2 separate regions of the Homo sapiens genome follow, and region 2 is linked to region 1. Evidence: read pairs that join two places in POLR2A ChIA-PET (ENCODE). Cell type or tissue: IMR-90. All regions are shown on one strand. Each heading gives the region's core, and the rest is flanking DNA. Links, peaks and the distances in the headings are about the cores only. Region 1 holds the start of ABCC11 (ATP binding cassette subfamily C member 11). Region 2 holds the start of LOC124903794 (small nucleolar RNA U13).

The links. Peaks named below come from ENCODE experiments on the same cell type or tissue, not always from the same donor. Only the 100,000 strongest peaks of a DNase experiment are listed, where the experiment ranks them.
Region 2: POLR2A ChIA-PET joins it to region 1 with 10 read pairs; 2 of 35 experiments call an interaction of 5 or more read pairs at or near these places.

What each region holds. Positions count from the first base shown.
Region 1 is chr16:48,247,277-48,251,677 of GRCh38, reverse strand. It overlaps ABCC11 (ATP binding cassette subfamily C member 11), which reads left to right and starts at 4,139. Exons shown (of 30, transcript NM_001370497.1): 1 at 4,139-4,364. All of the region lies in intron 1 of LONP2 (lon peptidase 2, peroxisomal), which reads right to left. In IMR-90, for the core only: no CTCF peak of the experiment used is centred there; no DNase peak of the experiment used is centred there.
Region 2 is chr16:48,656,870-48,661,270 of GRCh38, reverse strand. The region is part of intron 1 of LOC105371240 (a long non-coding RNA gene); the gene reads right to left. LOC124903794 (small nucleolar RNA U13) reads left to right here and starts at 2,785; the gene lies at 2,785-2,890. In IMR-90, for the core only: no CTCF peak of the experiment used is centred there; no DNase peak of the experiment used is centred there.

The sequences.
Region 1 (4,401 bases), core at 302-4,301:
TTCTTACATAATCAGTCTATGAAACTTCCACATACCCACCTTATCACAAGCTGCCATCACATACTGGGAACTTATATATATGCCCTTAACACTGAATTTCTAAGTGTGAGGGCTAAATATTACAGTCCACACACTGCCATAGACTGAGGAGAGCTAAAGAAAGACCCACATCTCAAAAGGTCTCAACCTAGTTCTAAGTGGTAATCATTTTACCTAACAATAGGTGAAAAGGCTTCAAGTCTCAGCTCCTCATCAGCAAATACAACTCTGATCAAGTCACATATAAATTTAATTCACAGAAAGGAAGCCTCATCCAAACTAAGTCAGTTATATAAAATACAAAAATCAACATTGAGAAGACAATTCCAGATCCCAAAATAAATAATATTTTCTCCCTTCAGCCATAGGAAAAGTGGTAATTCCAGAAAAGAAAATAGAAGGACTAGAACTCTCAACACCCTAGGAAAGCGGTAATAGAAGAACACCACACCTGCCCATCTCAAAGATAATAAATCATGTAATACAGTATGTGACTATGTGAGTGAACTTGCTTACTTCTATACACAGTGAATTCTTGATTACTTCCTTATAAATTACTCATTCCGTAGATTACACATAGCCTTTGGCTTCTTTCTGCCACTCAGTTTATTCTGAACTACGTCTATCCTTTTCTTACCTTTCAGTCATTACCATGTTTACAATAAAAACTGATTTAAATAATAAGCCAAACAACTGAGAAGATAAATTGGTGAGGGAAAAAAATCACATACATAAAAAACTTGAAATTATTTAGCAATTAGCTATTATTTTGACTTATTTGTGTTGTGGCTGCTTTTCTTCAATCAATAGTAGATAATATTTCCCACTTCCTGAAAGCCCACTCAGATTGCCTGAGGAAGTGAGCCACCTCTAAACTGATTAGAGAATAACTTAAACATAATTAATTGCAGATGATATTCATCACTGTTTGTACAATGCTGAAAGAGCTCACAGTCCTGTTTGTATATAAAACATCCACAGACAAGAAACTGGATCCCCGGCCTAAAGGGTTTACAAAGTAGAAACCAAGGAGGAACCAGAAAGAGAGATGAGACAAATCCAAATCTCCGATCAGGAGACAAATTTAATTATTTGGGCTATGTCATTGCTAAAAGGTGATGCTAAAGAGTTGTTTTTTGTTTTTTGTTTTTTTTTTTTGAGACGGAGTCTCACTTTGTCACCAGGCTGGAGCGCAGTAGCCTAATCTTGGCTCACTGCAACCTCCGTCTCCCAGATTCAAGTGATTCTCCTGCCTCAGCCTCCCAAGTAGCTGGGACTACAGGCACACACCACCACGCCCAGCTAATTTTTTGTATTTTTTGTAGAGATGAGGTTTCACCATGTTGGCCAGGATGATCTCGATCTCTTGACCTCATGATTCGCCCACCTTGGCCTCCCAAAGTGCTGGGATTACAGGTGTGAGCCACTGTGGTTTTTTTGTTTGTTTTTTAGAGGGAGTCTCACCCTGTCGCCCAGCCTGACGTACAATGGCGTGATCTCGGCTTATTGCACTCTGCCTCCTGGGTTCAAGGGATTCTCGTGCCTCAGCCTCCCAACTAGCTGGGATTACAGGCACACACCACCACGCCCAGCTAATTTTTGTATTTTTAGTAGAGACAGGGTTTCACTATGTTGGCCAGGCTGGTCTCGAACTCCTGACCTAAGGTAATCCACCCACCTCAGCCTCCCAAAGTGCTAGGATTACGGGCGTGAGCCACCACACCTGGCCAAAAGGGGTTTTCTTATAAAGCAAATACAATATTTTTGCTGTGAAAGGAAGATGTTCCAAACTGAAGAGATTAAGCTGAATTTATACTATGCCTACAAAAGGTACAGATGTATACATGCCTTAATTGCTTTTTACTTAAAATCACTTATAGTTGACTAGAAATTATCCCTTTAAAAAAATTTTTTTTTCTTTTTTTAACAGAGATGGGATCTCATGATGTTGACCAGGCTGATCTCCAACTACTGGCCTCAAGCAATCCTCCCATCTTGGCCTCCCAAAGTGCTAGGATTACAGGCAAGACCCACCTCGCCCAGCCTAGAATACATCCCTTTTAAAGAAAAACATCTATGAAATTATAGATGGCTAGAAACAGAGTACCTGGTGAGACACTGTGGGTGAAAAGCATAGTGAAAAAGAATCTATTGTATATTGGGCCCCAGGTTTTATATATACAAACAGGTAAATAAACAAAATACTCAACTAATATTTTCCTTCTATGATATACAAAAGGTTGTATATCAAGTCAGTCATTTTTCTAAAAATTCTGGCTCTTCTATTGTATGTGCATTATTAGGCATGCTCAAAAGGCAGCATTTTAATTTTGCAACAGATCCAAACTTATACATCCCAATGACTGGTGTCCTTCCCTTTAGCTAGTAGCTCTGTAAATCTACATCCTAATTATGATATTGTTCAAAGAAGTTTTGAAACTCCTAACTCGAATCTACCCTCAGAGGTTTTAAGATAATGTTTTAATCCAAATCCTAACTCGAATCTACCCTCAGAGTTTGTAAAATATTGTTTTCATTCAAGTGAGGTCTGACTACAATGGTTACAATTTGTGTAATTTGGAAACTGACCTAAATAATATAAGAGTTCCAAACATATTTAAGAACCATCAACTGCAGTAGTGGGAAAATCTAAAAGCAGCACTACTGGAAAAAGTTTTCCAAGATGAGGATATTATGTAAATATCTAATTCCAGCCTATATGCCCAGCACTTGCTTTTTTTTTTTTTTTTTTTCCTATAGACAGAATCTTGCTCTGTCACCCAGGCTGGAGTGCAGTGGTACGATTATAGCTCACTGCAGCTTCGATCACCTGGGCTCAAGTAATCCTCCGCCTCAGCATCATGAGTAGATGGGAGTACAGGCACGTGCCACCAGGCCCAGCCACTTTTAAAAAATTTTTTTACTCAAAGCCCTTAATTTTTCTTGGAATCTTTAATCTTCCAAGACCTTCCTGCAATGATGTTAGTTCAGTTCAGCCCGTGTTGGAATAATATGGGGCCTCCCCACTCCTCTCTTTAATCCCCTTTTGTGAAAATCTACATTTAAAACTACCCATTTGGATATAGGTTTAGAATGCTTTGCAGTTTCAAAAGGCTTTCATATGTATACTTCATTTTATACCTCCCTTCACCCCATGAAGAAGGTAGTATTATTTCCTTATTACAAGTGAGTAAATGAGATTCAAAAAGGTAGAACATGGCATGGTGGCTCACACCTATAATCCCAGCACTTTGGGAGGCCGAGGCAAGTGGATCACTTGGGCTCAGGAGTTCGAAACCAGTTTGCGCAACATGGCAAAACCCCGTCTCCACCAAAAAAAAAAAAAAAAAATAGCTAGGCATTGTGGCACATGCCTGTAATCCCAGACACTCAGGAGGCTGAGGTGAGAGGATCACTTGAACCTGGGAGGCAAAGGTTGCAGTGAGCTGAGATGGCACCACTGCACCAGCATGGGTGACAGAGTGAGACCCTGTCTCAAAAAAATTAAAGTAGAACAACTTAGGTGTACATGGTTACAAGAAAATGTAATAGAAATAAATTTAAGAAATAAATTTAAATTTAAAATTTAAAGGATAAATTTAAATTTAATAAATTGAGTTCCTTAATTATATTTTAAGACAAATTTTACTTTTTTCTCATTACAATGGACAATAGGTACCACTTCTACCTACAAGAATTATAAACATAGGCCAGGCATGGTGGCTCACGCCTGTAATCCTAACACTTTGGGAGACAGAGGCAGGAGGATCACTTGAGCTCACAAGTTTGACACCAGCCTGGTGAGGGAGACTGAGAAGTCGGCACTATGAGGAAATGAAGCCATGTACCCTGAAAAGTGTAAATTTGGAAGAAAGCTGGATGACCATCTTGAAATGCTTGAAAGGATATTGTACAGGTAGTACTAAATTATGACCCCTTTTCACTAAGAAAACAATGGGTCACTCAGGAAGCACTAAAAATGCAGTTCTACTAAGCAGAAAAATGCAGGGTGCCCTGGGTCAGCATGCCAGCCAAGTTCTATACTGCAGGACAAGTCCAAAGCTCCTCCTTTAAAAAGGCTCCTGCAGGCAACATGCCTGCACACTAACGTGCAGAAAGGGACTGTACTACTCAAAACCACCAAGGAAGTGGCAGAGGTAAGTCAACATCTAATCCTGCCACTCTGTGTGGCAAAGAACGCTGGGAGCAAATTACTTCTGCTGCTCTTTGAAGGCTGTGCCAGCGTCACCTGGATAGCGCAAAGGAAACAAGAGAAAGGAACAGAGCCCCTCTTCTGGCCTCTGGGCTACCATACAGAAAAGCAGGTAACTGGGGAAGGACAGACTTGTGCGTGGAAACAGG
Region 2 (4,401 bases), core at 124-4,123, 410 kb before region 1:
ACTGACTGAAGCAAAAATTATAACAATATATTTGGGGATTTGTAACATATAAGACAAAGTATGTGCACAAAGTATGAGAGGGAGAGATTGAAGTATATTATTGTAAGACTCTTATATTGTGCATTAAATGATATAATATTTGAAGGTAGTCTGTGATGTTGATGTATATTTTATTTATTTATTTATTTTGAGACAGAGTCTCACTCTGTTGCCCAGGCTGGAGTATAGCGGTGCGATCTCAGCTCACTGTAGCCTCTGCCTTATGGGTTCAAGCGATTCTCCTGCCTCAACCTCCCAAGTAGCTGGTACCAGAGGCACATGCCACCATGCCGAGCTAATTTTTTTTATTTTTAGTAGAAACAGTGTTTCACCATTTTGGCCAGGCTGGTCTCAAACTCCTGGCCTCAAGTGATCCACCCACCTCAGCCTCTCAAAGTGCTGGGATTACAGATATGAGCCACTGTGCCCTGCTATTGATATACATTGTAAGCCCTAGAGTAACTACAAGAAAGCCGTTTAAAAGGTATTTAGTTATAAGACATTAGCAGATAAAATGGAATAGAAAAACACTCCAAAAGAAGGCTGTTTGGCTATTCTTGCATTACTATAAAGAAACACTTAAGACTGGGTAATTTATAAAGAAAAGAGATTTAATTGGCTCATAGTTCTGTAGGCTGTACAGGAAGCATGGTGCTGGGCATCTGCTCAGTTTCTGGTGAGGCCTCAGGAAGCTTTTACTTATGGTGAAAGGTGAAGCAAGAGCAGGCATATCACATGGCCAGAGCAGGAACAAGAAAGAGTTGGAGTGGAGGGAGGTGTTACACACTTTTAAGCAACCATGTCTTGTAAGAACTCACTCACTATTGTAAGGATAGCACCAAACCATGAGGTGTCCACCCCCATGACTGAAACATCTCTCACCAGGCCCAACCTCCAACACTGGGGATTAAAATTCAACATGAGATTTAGAGGGGACAACATCCAAATCATATCAAAGGCCAAAAAAACGGAGATGGATAAAGAGTAAAGAGCAGATGAAGGAAATAGAAAACAAATGTCAGACAATTAGGTAGATCTAAGAAATAAAAAGAAAAATGAAAAAAAATTTAAATAAAAAAATCAAGATGGCAGACTTAAATCCAACTTTTTCATTTATTATATTAAATGTAAATGATCTAAATATTTTAATTAAAAGGCAGATACCAAACTAGATTTTTTAAAGCATGACCCAACTATATACTGAATTCAAAAAACTCACTTTAAATTTTAAAACACAAATAAGTATAAAAATATAGAAAAAAGATATATGATGCAAACATTGAAGATACTAAAGCTGGAGGCCAGGTGTGGTGGCTCACACCTGAAATCCTAACACTTTGGGAGGCCAAGTGGGGGAGGATTGCTTAAACCTAGGAGGTTGAGGCCAGCCTAAGCAACATGGTGAGACCTCATCGCTATAAAAAAAATAAAAAAAATTAGCCAGGCACACTGATGTGTGCCTGTCATCCCAGCTACTCAGGAGGCTGAGGTGGGAAAATTACTTAAGCCCAGGAGGTCAAAGCACAGTGAACTATGTTTGCACTACTGTACTCCAGCCTAGGTGACAGAGTGAGACCCTGTGTCAAAAAAAAAAAAAGTAATAAAGCTGGAATTGGTATGTTAATATAAAACAAAGCAAACTTTACTAATATAATTTAAAAAACAAATAAAATAATTCATAATTATAGCTGGATATTTCAACACTCTTGTCTCAATAACTGAAAGAATAAGTAGACAGTAAATCAGTGAGGCTACAAAACACTTAACACAGTCAATCAACTGAACATAATTGACATTTATGGACTGCTCCACTGAATAACTGGAATACACATTCCCTTTCAGGGCATATGGAAATTTCAACAAGACAGAATATATGCTAGGTCATAAAAAAAGTTCCAATAAATGTTAAAAACTGAAATTTTGCAGATTATGTTCTCTGACTGCAGTGGAATTAAATTAGAAATCAATAACAATAAAATATCTGGAAATATTTTTAAATATTTAAAATTTTATATATTTAAATATTTAAAAATTTAAAAATATATTTCTAAATAATAAATGAGTAAAGAAATAAATTGCAATATTAACAAGTAAATATCTTAAACTTAATGAAAATGAGAGCTGGGCACAGTGGCATGTATCTATATTCCCAGTTACTTGGGAGGCCAATGTGGAAGAATTGCTTGAGGTCAGGAGTTAGAGGCTGGCAGTACACTATGATTGTGCTTGTGGAGAGCCACTGCACTCCAGCCTGGGCAACACAGCCAAGACCTCATCTCTAAAAAACAAAATAAAACAAAATAAAAAACTTTAAAGCTTAATGAAAATGAAACCCAAACATATGAATATTTGGGAAATACGGCTAAAATAGTACTTAGAAGAAAAGTTGTAGTTTAAAATCAATAATTTAAGAATCTACCTAAGAATCAGGAACTTCATATTTGCCACAGTATTGAAGATACAAATGCATAAAAATAATTATAAATCTATTTTGATGGGCACACAATATATAAAGGGGTAGTTTATAACATAAATGACAATAAAATGTGGGGCCGAGCTGTAAAGATTAGTTTTTGTATGCAATCAAGATTATGTTGGTATCGATTCAAAATATATTGTTTTATATTTAGAATATTTTACGTAATCCTCCTGATAACAATGAAGAAAATAGTTACAGAATATACACCAAAAAGAATCAAAACTTATCATTAAAATGTATATTCTGCTGTCGTTGATGGAGTGTTTATACATTTTGTAGCTCATAAGTATGGTGATTGGGTTTTCACACTCATGTATGAGATGTGCCTCTCTAAAACTTTGTTACAACATTGGCACATTACCCCATCTGATGTGTTATGGGGCGGGGTGTGTGTGTGCATATATATATATATGAGATACTATATCAAAAATGGATAGAACCAACAGATCAATAAGCAAATAAAGGACATGAGCAACACTACAAACCAATTGGACCTAACAGACATATACAGAACACTCCATCAACAATAGCAGAATATACATTTTTCTCAAGTGTACATGGAACATTGTCCAGGGCAAACCACATGTTAGGCAAAAAAAAAAGTCTTAATAAATTTTTAAAAGATTTAACTCATACCAAGTATCATTTCTGATCACAATGGAGTGAAACAAATCAATAGCAAAAGGAAAATTGGAAAATTCATAAATATGTGGAAATTAACACACTCTTAAAGAATAAATGAGCTACAGAGAAAACCAGAAGGGAAATTTTAAAATATCTTGACACAAAAAAAGAGAAAATATCTTGATACAACAGAAAATGAAAACACAATATACCAAAACTTATGAAATGTAGCAAAAGCAGTGCTAAGGGTGAAATTTATAGCTATAAATGCTAATGTTAAAAAGGAAATATCTAAAACCAACAATCTGATTTTAAACCTTAAGGAACTAGAAAAAAAAAAAGAACAAACTAAACCCAAAGCTAGCAGAAGGAAGGAAATAATAAAGATTAGAGTGGAGATAAGTAAAAATAGAGAATAGAAAAACAATAGAGAAAATCAATAAAACCAAAAGTTGATTCTTAAAAAAAATCAATAAAATTGACACACCTTTATCTAGATTGACTAAGAAAAAAATAGAGAAGATTCTAATTGCTAAAATCAAAAGTAAAAATCACTAATAATTTTTATTTGAGTACACATTGAAATATTTTTAATATAGAGGGTTAAATAGAATACATTGTTTAAAAAATTTAAACTGTTAAAACTAATAAACTAAACTAACAAACTAATTCAGCAATGTTGCAGGATACAAAATCAACACACGAAAATTAGTTGCATTTCTACATATTAACAATGAACAATCAGAAAAGGAAATTAAGAAAGTAATCCCATTTACAACAGCATCAAAAATAATAAAATACTTAGAAATAAATTTAACCAAGGAGGCCAAAGACTTGTACACCAAAAACTACAAAATATTACTAAAAGAAACTAAAGAAGATACAAATAAATAGAAATGAAGTCCATATTTATGATTGGAAGATTTAATATTGTTAAAATGTCTAGACTGACCAAAGCTATCCTCAGATTCAATGCAATCCCTATCAAAATCCCAATGACATTTTTTCATAAATATAAAAAAAACTTGACATAAAATCTTAAAGGATCCCCAAATGGCCAAACAATCTTGAAAAAGAAAAGGCCTCATACGTCCTGGCTTCAAAACATATTACAAAGCTACAATAACCAAAAAAGTATCTTACTGGCAGAAAGGTAGACATATAGACCAATGAAATAGAATAGAGATCCCAGAAATAAACCCTCCCATATATGGTTAAATGATTTTCTACAAGCGTTCCAGGACCAGAAGTATTAGTCC